2 separate regions of the Mus musculus genome follow, and region 2 is linked to region 1. A link is a contact called in ENCODE POLR2A ChIA-PET data. All regions are on one chromosome and are shown on one strand. Each heading gives the region's core, a stretch centred on a gene start or an enhancer-like site at or near the end of the contact. The rest is flanking DNA. Distances are from core to core; before and after follow the strand shown.

What was found. ChIA-PET counts read pairs that join two places held with the same protein, here RNA polymerase II (POLR2A).
Region 2: POLR2A ChIA-PET joins it to region 1 with 11 read pairs in embryonic stem cell. The contact joins the promoter of Rab7 here to the promoter of Hmces in region 1. POLR2A ChIA-PET finds 5 or more read pairs at or near these places in 3 of 5 experiments (Patski and embryonic stem cell).

Annotation. Positions count from the first base shown.
Region 1 is chr6:87,911,578-87,916,564 of GRCm38, forward strand. It overlaps Hmces (5-hydroxymethylcytosine (hmC) binding, ES cell specific), which reads left to right and starts at 2,399. Exons shown (of 7, transcript NM_173737.2): 1 at 2,399-2,434; 2 at 2,914-3,118. The coding sequence starts at 2,936. It overlaps Copg1 (coatomer protein complex, subunit gamma 1), which reads left to right. Exons shown (of 24, transcript NM_017477.2): 24 at 595-2,018. The coding sequence ends at 725.
Region 2 is chr6:88,043,120-88,048,106 of GRCm38, forward strand. Rab7 (RAB7, member RAS oncogene family) reads right to left here and starts at 2,151. Exons shown (of 6, transcript NM_009005.3): 1 at 1,954-2,151.

The sequences.
Region 1 (4,987 bases), core at 1,149-3,648:
CTGATGGTCAGACAAGGCAAGGCTAGGCAAAGCAAGCAGTCTGTTGTTGAGACACACCGAGCCTTGGATAGGTTTTGTGTGTGTGTGGGTGGGTGGGGATAGTTATTTTGGGAGTTGGGGGCTGGGTGTGTTTACAAACATGGTTGGGAAGGCGTTCTGCTTCAGTGAGTGCTCAGCAGAGCACTCTGGCCTTGATGAAGCAACTCAGTCCCCTGGGTCTGTCAGACAACTGCTTTGTGGTTTTTTTCTTATAGGGCTCGCCCCCTCATCCACACTCTCAGATTCAGCCACTGTCTGTGAGCCTCTAATATGAGGTATAAGCCTTACATACCCGAGCGTTCACTTGAGCCTGGCAGGAGGCTCAGGTGATGTATAGTTAGTGATGTATGCAGTGATTGATAGTTACTGCAGCACTATGTCCTTAAGGGTTCCAGAGCTCAGGGAAGCAGTGAGAGTTGTCCAGGCCTCCCAGTTGTGCCTCAGTGTGTGCGGTGGGGGTGGGGTGGAGTGGGGTGGGGTGGGGGTGTTGATCATGTGTCACTCTCAGCACAGCCTCCTTCAGCCTCACAAAACTCTGCTTCCTCTCACTTACAGGAGTATTCCGGGGTGGTCATGACATCCTTGTGCGTTCTCGGCTTCTGCTTTTGGACACAGTGACGATGCAGGTGACAGCCAGAAGCTCAGAGGAGCTGCCAGTAGATATCATCTTGGCATCCGTGGGCTAGAGGTGGCCTAAGCCCCACTCCTATCTTGTCCAACACTACGTCGAAGCCACTTCTTCCCTGTGAAGCCGGTGGAAACCCTTCCCCAGACCACTGTGTTAAGAAACAATCAAGAGTCAATACAGATTTTTTTTTTTAATTCCATCCTATCATTCAGGAATGCTAGGGTAGATTTTGTCACCATGCCTGCAAGGAGAGACAAATGAATAAAATGTTCAGACTTTCTCTTAATATTTATACTCAAAGAAACCGTCTCATCCCTATGATAAGTCAGCATGTATTTCTTGAATAACTGCTGCTTCTGCAGGCTCGTGCTCAGGGCCTCCACTTCTCCCTGAGGCCTCCCTTCACCAAATGGAGCGTGTGCATAGCCCCTCGGGACTGTCAGTGCCAAGCTTAGGGTGGGGTTAAAGGCTAGCCGAATGACAACAGCTAGCAGGTCTGGTAAGCCACTCATCTACAGGCATCTGTAGATGGATGGGTGTCCAAAGGTCCTTAGAGGGTGTCATGATCTGCTCTGGGTCTATGAGTGGGAAAAACAGTATCTGCATTCCTTTTGGGCTGGAGTAAGAAATCCTAGGGGATGCTTCAGGGCTTGGGCTTTAAACTCAAATCAGGTGGTTTAAACTGTTGGAAACACTTGAAGAACTGGACCTCCTGTGAGGCTACTCAGATGGCTCAGCAGGTAAAGGTACCTATCAGGACGGACTACCCACTTGGTAGAAGGAGAGGACCATTTTGCAATAGTTGCCGCCTAACCTCATGCACACCTGTATACTGTATGCACATGCACATGTACACATTAGAACAGAGGCCTGCACCTTTAAGCCGAATCCCATAACATGAAGACATCAGGCTACACTTGAGCATCGTTAAGCTGTTTTAGCTATGGCCTATTTCATGACTGGTCCTGGCTCCACCATGTACTTGGTCAGGCATGCAGTGGTGAACTAAGTAACGTGGTGTGAAACTTCCTAACAGGTTATAAAGAGATTTCTCATTTGGGGGGTTTTCTCAAGTAGGTGACCTGAAGGCTGCTCCCTAAAGACATCCCTCTGTCCCCCACCTTCCATCCCTCTCCTGGGGACTGAGCAGTTGCTCTTGCCTGGCCTCTCTGCCTCATTCCATCCCTTTATGAAGGCCTCTCCAGGCTTTAAAGGAAAGCCTGACCTTCAAGGCCACATCCTGCTTAGCCCTTCCTGACTGTATTCTTCCTGCCTAATACCCTCCCCTTCTACTCCCAGGCCTGGTCATAGCCTGGAAGCCATTCCATTCAAATAAACTTCATTAAAGAAATTGGTGTCAGCCTCCTTTTGTGAAGATTACAGCTTACTCTAGTTTTATTTAAAGGCTTGCACACACCCCACACACAAATGTTAAAAAGGAAACCAGGTGGGGCTTCCTGACCCTTAGGGGTTTGTGGGAATAGCTAGAGAGTCTCAATTCGGATGGCCTTACACATTGAGGGTGGGCAGCACAGGTTTTCTGGCTTCAGATTCCGGCCTGGGAAGGGGGACCCTGAGGCCTCCTGGGGTGCCTGTCTCAGGTCAGTGCATTTTGTCTTGCTTCACCTAGCCACACCCCCACCTGTGGGGAGGGAACCCCGACGGCGCGACGTCACGTCGGGGGCGGGGCGGGGTTACCGAGGAGCGGGACGGGCGTCTCTTAGGCGGACGCTAGCTGCGAGGAAGGGTGGACTAGACCCTCGGGCGGTGAGAGGACGCGGGCGCGTGGGGAGGGCCTCGTTGAGGGGATGAGGACGGACGGGCGGGCGGGAGGAGGGCCGCGCTGAGGAGAAGCTAGCGGGCGGAAGAGAGGACCCGGCGGAGGGGACGCCGGCGGGCGGGCAGGCGAGGACCGCCCACGTTCCGAGCTGGAGCCTTGGCGCCGACAAGGCCCCGCCCGGGACCTGAGCGTGTCCCCGCGGGGCGGTAGTGCGGTGGCCGCGGCCCGCGAGTGTCGCTGGCGTCAAAGCCGAGCGCTCTCACCTTTCCCTGCTGCGTCCGTGGGAAACAACCTGGGAGGAGCGGCTTTCTTTCTCGCCCGCCACCCGAGGGCCTGCTTGGGGACTGTGGGCCCCGCAGTGGCCGGGACTGGCTGACCTAACGGAGCCTCCGCGGAAGATGTGGCTTCGCGGGGAGATTGGCGTGACCTAGGGAGGAGAACCTTAGGGTTTTGTGACTTTCTCTAGGTCTGAGCGGCAGCGCTGAAGTATGTGCGGGCGAACGTCCTGTCACTTGCCCAGAGAGGTTCTCACCAGGGCCTGCGCCTATCAGGATCGGCAGGGCCGGCGGCGGCTCCCGCAGTGGAGGGACCCCGACAAGTACTGCCCCTCCTACAACAAGAGCCCGCAGTCCAGCAGCCCCGTGCTGCTCTCCAGACTGCACTTTGAGAAGGTAAGGAGTGTGTCAGCACCATCGGAGCTTCTGGGCCAGCATCGCCGTGGCCATCTGACTCGTGACCCATGTGCCGCCATCTGCCCAGCCTCCGGAATGACCCGAAAAGCAGCCTTTACAGATACATTAAGGCCCTAATCCCTCTGGGTCTCTGCAAGAAATAAGTCAGCATTCTTCAGGGTCAGTTAAACTGTTTGAATGTATGCCCAAATTATGTGAACCTCATATCTGAATACATTTAAGAATTCTTTTGAGACAGAGTCTTAACTATGAATGTAGCCCTGGCGGTCCTGGAACTCCCTATAGAGGCCCAGCTGACCTCAGATTTTCAGCAAATCTGCCTGTCTCCAGAATCCTGTATTACAGGTGTGTACACTCTGACACGCTTGACTCTCTCTCTCTCTCTCTCTCTTTTTTTTTTTAAGATCGCATTTTTCAAGTATTACTGATTTATCAGCGTCATCTGTCCTTATATTAAAAACAAAAAAGCAAAAACCCAAGTGTGGTGTCACACACCTTTCATCCCAGCACTTAGGAGGCCGGAGGAAGGCAGATCTCTGAGTTGGAGGCTAGTCAAGGCTGCATAGTAAAACTGTGTCTCAAAAAACTGATTTGTGGAGCTTACAGAGCTTGCAGCCTGGCTCAGTGGGTGAGAACACTTGCTGCCTGTTAGGAGAGAACCAGCTCTTGCAAGCTGCCTTCTGATTCCACTCCCAGTCTGTGGCATTCACGCAAGAGAGTAGACACATACACACGAATAGATGTAAAGAAAAAATCAGTGTGTCTGGGGCTAGTGATATTACTCGGAGATACAGAACATATGTCATATACTCATAGCCTTGGGGTCAGTCTTAGCACACATAAAATATTTTTGATTTTTTTAAAATTTAACAATTTATTTATGTGTATTAATGTTTTACCTGCTGTATGTATGGATGTGCATCAGGCGTGTACCTAGTGCCCTTGGAAGTCAGAGCTTCAGATCCCCTGGAACTGAAGTTACCAAAGACTACCATGTGAGTGCTTGCAATTGAACCCAGGTCCTCTGCAAGTGCAGCAAGTAGCCTTAACTGCTGAACAGACCAGGGTCCCTAGTTCAGTGGATGGATCTTGGGGAGCAGAAATGGGAAGGTGGAGTCCCTAGCAAACATAGCCCCTCCTTTGGGTCATTTGAGTTTGCCCGTGTAATGTTTGACTGCACATCTATAATACGATTTGTTTAGATTGCTAGGGTTTCTTAATCTGGTAAATATTTGATACATTTTTTTTTTCAAATCTACAAATTCTAAAATAAAATTAGGAACATTTCAGCCGTTCAACTGCCAGCATATATGAATAGGTAGCAATATTTGTATCTGAAACCACTGATTTGCAAAGTACTTCCTCTTTTTTTTCTTTCCATCTACCACAGTGCCACCAGCTGTTCTAACTCCAGAGTCAGACCTGTAGAGGAAAAGATGACTAATACTGAGCAATACTTTCAGTATCTCGGGTTCTCGGCCACTTTGTATGCATTGCCCTCGTGTTTGGGGTTGCTCTGTGCAGTGATGAAAACACTCAGAGGTGACCAGTAGAACTGTCAACCAAAACGTCACTGACATTTAAAAGTATTTTATATTTTTTTTATGTGCATAGATGTTTTGCTGAATGAATGTCTGTGTACCACATGTACACATGTACAGTGCCTGTGGAGGCCAGAAGAAGGCACCTTTGAGCCCGCCCCCCCCACACACACACACAATCTTACCTGCCCATAGCTTCTCAGGGAGGGCTAGGGCTTCATGAGCTCTCTCCTAACCACGGTGGAAGGCTGAGTGTTGATGGCCCATTCTTGAGTAGGTCCTGTGCAAGTATTCAATGCTGCTTTTG
Region 2 (4,987 bases), core at 901-3,400, 130 kb after region 1:
AACAAACAAACAAACAACCCAAAAATGAAGGAAAAAGAAAAAGGGTAGGTTCAGAGGCATCTGCAACACCCTCGGGCACGTGCATGCGTGTGTGCACGTGTGTGCATGCGTGTGTGCACGTGTGCGCATGCGTGCACTCACTGGCTAGCCTGCTAGCAGTGGATAGGCTCCAGGGTCAGGGAAGAGACCCTGTCTTCAAAAAGTAAATAATTAAAAATTAAAAAGGCGAGCAGTAAAGTAAGACACCCAATACCCACCTCAGGCCCACACAGATGCACATGTGCATGCATACACAACACACAAAGAGTTGGCAAATATTTCAAGTAGTTAGCCAGAACAATACACATCTGGATATCTGATTCACCTGAGGGAATAAAATAAAATAAAAACTACTTTTTGCAGAAGCCTCCGATTCTTTCTACATCCGAGTCATTCCTTCCTAAACAGCTCCTGGCTCTGAGACTCATCATTTTACAATTCTCTGAGGACACAACCCAGCCATGCCTTCTTCCCTGAGTCAGGACCCAGTAATGCCTGACACACATGTGGAAGAAAAACATCTCCCAAATGAAGGTGCCAGCCACTTGTCTTCTCCAGCCTCTGCTCACACATGACAGTGCACTGGACGAAGTGGCATCTAATTCCCCTCGAGGGAGGACAAAAATATCATACAACAAAAAGGGAATCACGTTTAGCGATTCCTCTTCTAAACTCATTACATAGGTTTACAGCCCGTAAGTATACCAGGCCGGGTAGCAAACTAAACTATTGACAACCAAGGACACCAAACTTTAGTCTGGCCAGCTTCAGAAGTAGTTATAATTCACTTTCCAGTTCTTACACTCAATTCTGATCCAATATTACCAAGATCGAAGAGAAATATGCCAACAAGAGATTTTATTAACTCAATCATGTGGGTATCAGTTGCTGAAGTCACAAGAAAGAGACAAGAGTTTATTCTTTGGAAAACCAAAAACACAAGATTTTCAACGGTGAAGAGTCAACAGGTTAGGTTGTTGTAGAAATTCTTGTAGAAAGGTGCACACAGTAGGCATGCCAGACCTGACTCAAGGAAAAGAGCTGGCTAAGAAACCTATTCAAATCCAATACATACCTTGCCAGAATTCAAGATCTTCTGGTTTGATGACACTACACTACCTTATATGCCTTGTAATATGCCTTGTAAGTCACAAGTACAAATACAACATGGCTTTAAGGTAGGACTAAGAGGCTCTCAAATGACATCACTAGACAGGAGGTGGAGGGGGGTGCTGATGGCAGATAACAGGTGGCAGGCTTTGGGGGCATCTAAAGTACAAGAGGCCAGAGGCCAGTAAGTGCTAAGTAGTCTAGCTGCCTATGTTTCAACCTCTCACTCTGAAATTTATCAGCGGTGTGACCTTGGTCGAGTGCCTTAGCCTCTCTGTTCTTCGCTTTCTCTGTAAGTAGGCACTGCCTCGGTGCTTCGGAGGGGCTGTTGGGAGAACAGGGCAATTTGTGCGGTCTTGCCACGCAGCCCAGCAGCCGAGAAATCTCAAATCTTCACAACCTTACTCTCAACATCGGCACGATTATGAGCCAGGAGGACATCAGGCCATTTGAAAGGCACTCGGGAGGTCCTTCTTCCCGGAACTTCGGAAACGGGATTTACCCTGCAGGACCCTGAAAGCTCCTGTCTCCCAGTGCCGGCGGCGGGCCGGGGCATGTGACGCGCCTGGCAGCACTGCCTCGGTGGCCGGCCGGCCGGTAGCTCTTCCCACCCAGCAGGTTGCCGGTGGGGACGCGCCCAGCCCGAGGATCCCGTACCCGCCACCCACCGATCGCCGATCGCCCTCCGCCCGCCGGGCGCCGCCCCGCCTGGCCCGGCCCAGCTCGGCGCTCGGCTCGCCGAGGACGCCAGGCCCGGAGGCCCAAGCGGCGGCGGGGGAAGGGCGGCCGGGGCCCGCTGCTCACCGCAGGGTCAACGGAGGAGGAGACACAACGCAGGCCGCAACAGAGACGTCCGATTCCGGCTCCAGCAGGCTCCTCGGAGCTGCCCGGCCCCAAACACCGCCGCCAACGCCGCCGCCTTGGGCTTTATGGTCAAAGCTCCGGCCTTGCTTCCACTTCCGCCACCGCCGCCGCCCCGAGCGGAAGTGTCTGTCACGAGACGCCCGACGCCAGGGTTGGAGGGAGGAGCCCCACCTCCACCTTGCGTCACGTTCCGGTCGCGTCAGGCCCTAGCCTGGCATCTGGGGCTTAAATATGGCCGTTTCTAGATGGGGGCTGCCATCTTTGAAGGCTGTGCAGAAGCTGGAGCGCACCATATTGGGCCAAGAACTGATAATGCAGTGGTGTCCCCCCCCCTCATCCCACCCCGCTCCTATAAACAGAGCTAAAGGAGGGAGAGTCACTTGGTCTTTCCAGAGTGTCCCCCTCTGGAACACGCTAGTCAGTCAGCCATGTATCAGGCAGGGTATAGTCTAGGGTCTTCTGAGTCCACTGGGTACAATCTCTAATGTGGATGGAAATGATCAGTTACAGTGTCCCCAGTGTTGGAGACCCAGTGATGAAATAGGAGCTACCTGTGCAGGGCAGATGGTTCAGGAAAATGGAAAGAGAGCTAAGGAGTTGCTGAACTGAAGAGACATGAGGCTGATTTTAGTGTCACGCCCACCAAAACTAAAACAAAGGCCTAATCCATCAAAGTCCATATCTTTCTGGGGAAGTCTCAAAATGTACTAACCTTGCTTTTTAGCTTCTGTAGTTCTGTTTATGGCTGACAGTTCTTGTTAACTGAAGTATGTCAACCCAGAACATGTTTTTTTGTGTGCTTAAAAGCTCACCCTGAGAAAGACTCAGGTTGTCCTGGGGTATTGAACACCCAGTGCAGTAACCAGCTGCCATTTCTTAGCTTAAACCCATATCTGAGTAGTCTTTTCTGGTGAATACCCCACAACACTAGTACATGTTCTAGCATATAAGGAATAGAGAAGGTTTGTAGGTCCTAAGGAATAGGGGAAAACAAGACCTTTCTGCCAAGATCCTCACCATTTGATATAATAGACACACACACAGGAGTTTGCTCAGTTTCAATCATTAGTTAATTATTACTTGGCCATTTGACTGAATACTTTGAAACTAAGATATGAACAAAGGAAGTCTATGTATATTCATATGCAAAGTGAAATCTTCAAGAAATATGAAGTGACAAAGTAGGGTGCAAAGATGTATATGTGACAGTTCTTGGTTCTTGTTGGGGAAAAAAAAAACACATACTTGCTGGGTACAAATTTCAGCAACTAGTTATCTGGGTTATCTATTAAAATTTGACCGGATAGTAGGACCCATATGAATCTGGTGGTCCAGTCAGACTTTCCACAGTTGTAGGGATGCAGGAAGCTGGTTCAGGCCCTGTCTCTCTACCTCATGTTGGATATAGCATCAGCCTCCACATGGCAGATAGACCAGCAGTTTGGAAGCAAAGCTGCATGTGGCTAAGAGCAGTGATACACTAGACCCAAGGAGGAAAGTGGGAGACAACTATGAGGCCCAACAGGAACTGTGTCTGCTTTTCATCTCTTCTGACTTTAGTTCCCCTAGAGTAACTCACAGAGCAGCCAATGCCCTATTCTAACCTCCACGGGCACTGCATGCACAAGTTGTCTTTATATACACATTTAGGCAAATCACTCATACAAGTAAAAAAAAGGGGGTATGGGGGTGGATAAAACTAGATAGAAAGTGGATAGGTATGGTGGCTCATGTCTTTAATCCTAGTACTCAGCAGGCAGAGGCTGGTAGATCTCTGTGAGTTCAAAGCCAGTCTAGTCAACAAAGTGATTTCAAGGTCAGCCAGGGGTACTTAGAGAGACCCTGTCTCAAAACAAACAAACAGCTTGGTGTGGTGGTGCACACCTTTAATCCCAGCACTCGGGAGGCAGAGGCAGGCGGATTTCTGAGTTCGAGGCTAGCCTGGTCTACAAAGTGAGTTCTAGGACAGCCAGGGTTATATAGAGAAACTCTGTCTGGAAAAACCAAAAAAACAAACAAACAACAAACAAACAAATAAAACCTACATATTTTTTGTTTTTGTTTTTCAAGAGACAAGGTTTCTCTGTGTAGCTCTGAGTGCTGGGATTAAAGGTGTGTGCTACCGCCATCCACAGGTATTGGTTTTGTGGAAAGTAACTGAAGACACTGACATTGACCTCCTTATATGTGCACAAACACACACCACCCACCCACCCCGACATGGGTATAAGGAAAGTAAGCAAATCCATTAAGTAATCAGTGCAGTGCAGGTGATAACGTGATGTTATGCAGCCAGACATGGTAAGCCTAGCCTGTAACCCTATCAATCAGGAAACTGACACCAGAGGATCACCAAGGGGATAAGAGCCAGACTGGGCTACATATAGAAAGCCCACCTCAATAAACAAGGAAAATGCTAAAGAATAGTGATGGGAAATAGATGTTACCAGGCATGGGTGTCCTGAAAGTCATGTCTGAGGAGGCAACATTTGAGCAGGACGAGCTGACACACGCAGCCGATGTGAACAGGAAGGGCTGCATGTAGCCATAACAACAGAACAAAAGTTTTGTACAGAAGAAAGCATCTTGTCCAGGGAATAACAGCAGCCAGTGTGGTCAAAGCAGAGCTGGTGAGGGAGGAGAAGAAACTTGGGGAGAGAAGTAGAGCCATTACTACAGTGGCTTCAGAGTCATGGCCTTTATACCCTATGTGAAAAGAAGTCCTAAAGGTATGTGTGTGTGTGTGAGAGAGAGAGAGAGCGAGAGAGAGAGAGAGAGAGAGCGAGAGAGAGAGAGACCTAGGCATCACCCTTTCCTCTTGTTTCCTTGAATGAACCTCTTGGCCATGGAAAGATCTTGACACAACCTCATGACTCAGCTCGATGTCTGATTTTGTGTGAACTGGGGCTCCTCCTACTTCCTTCTACTTGGCTGTGCCACATCTGTTTTATCAGTGCTGTAGTTGCATGCAGGC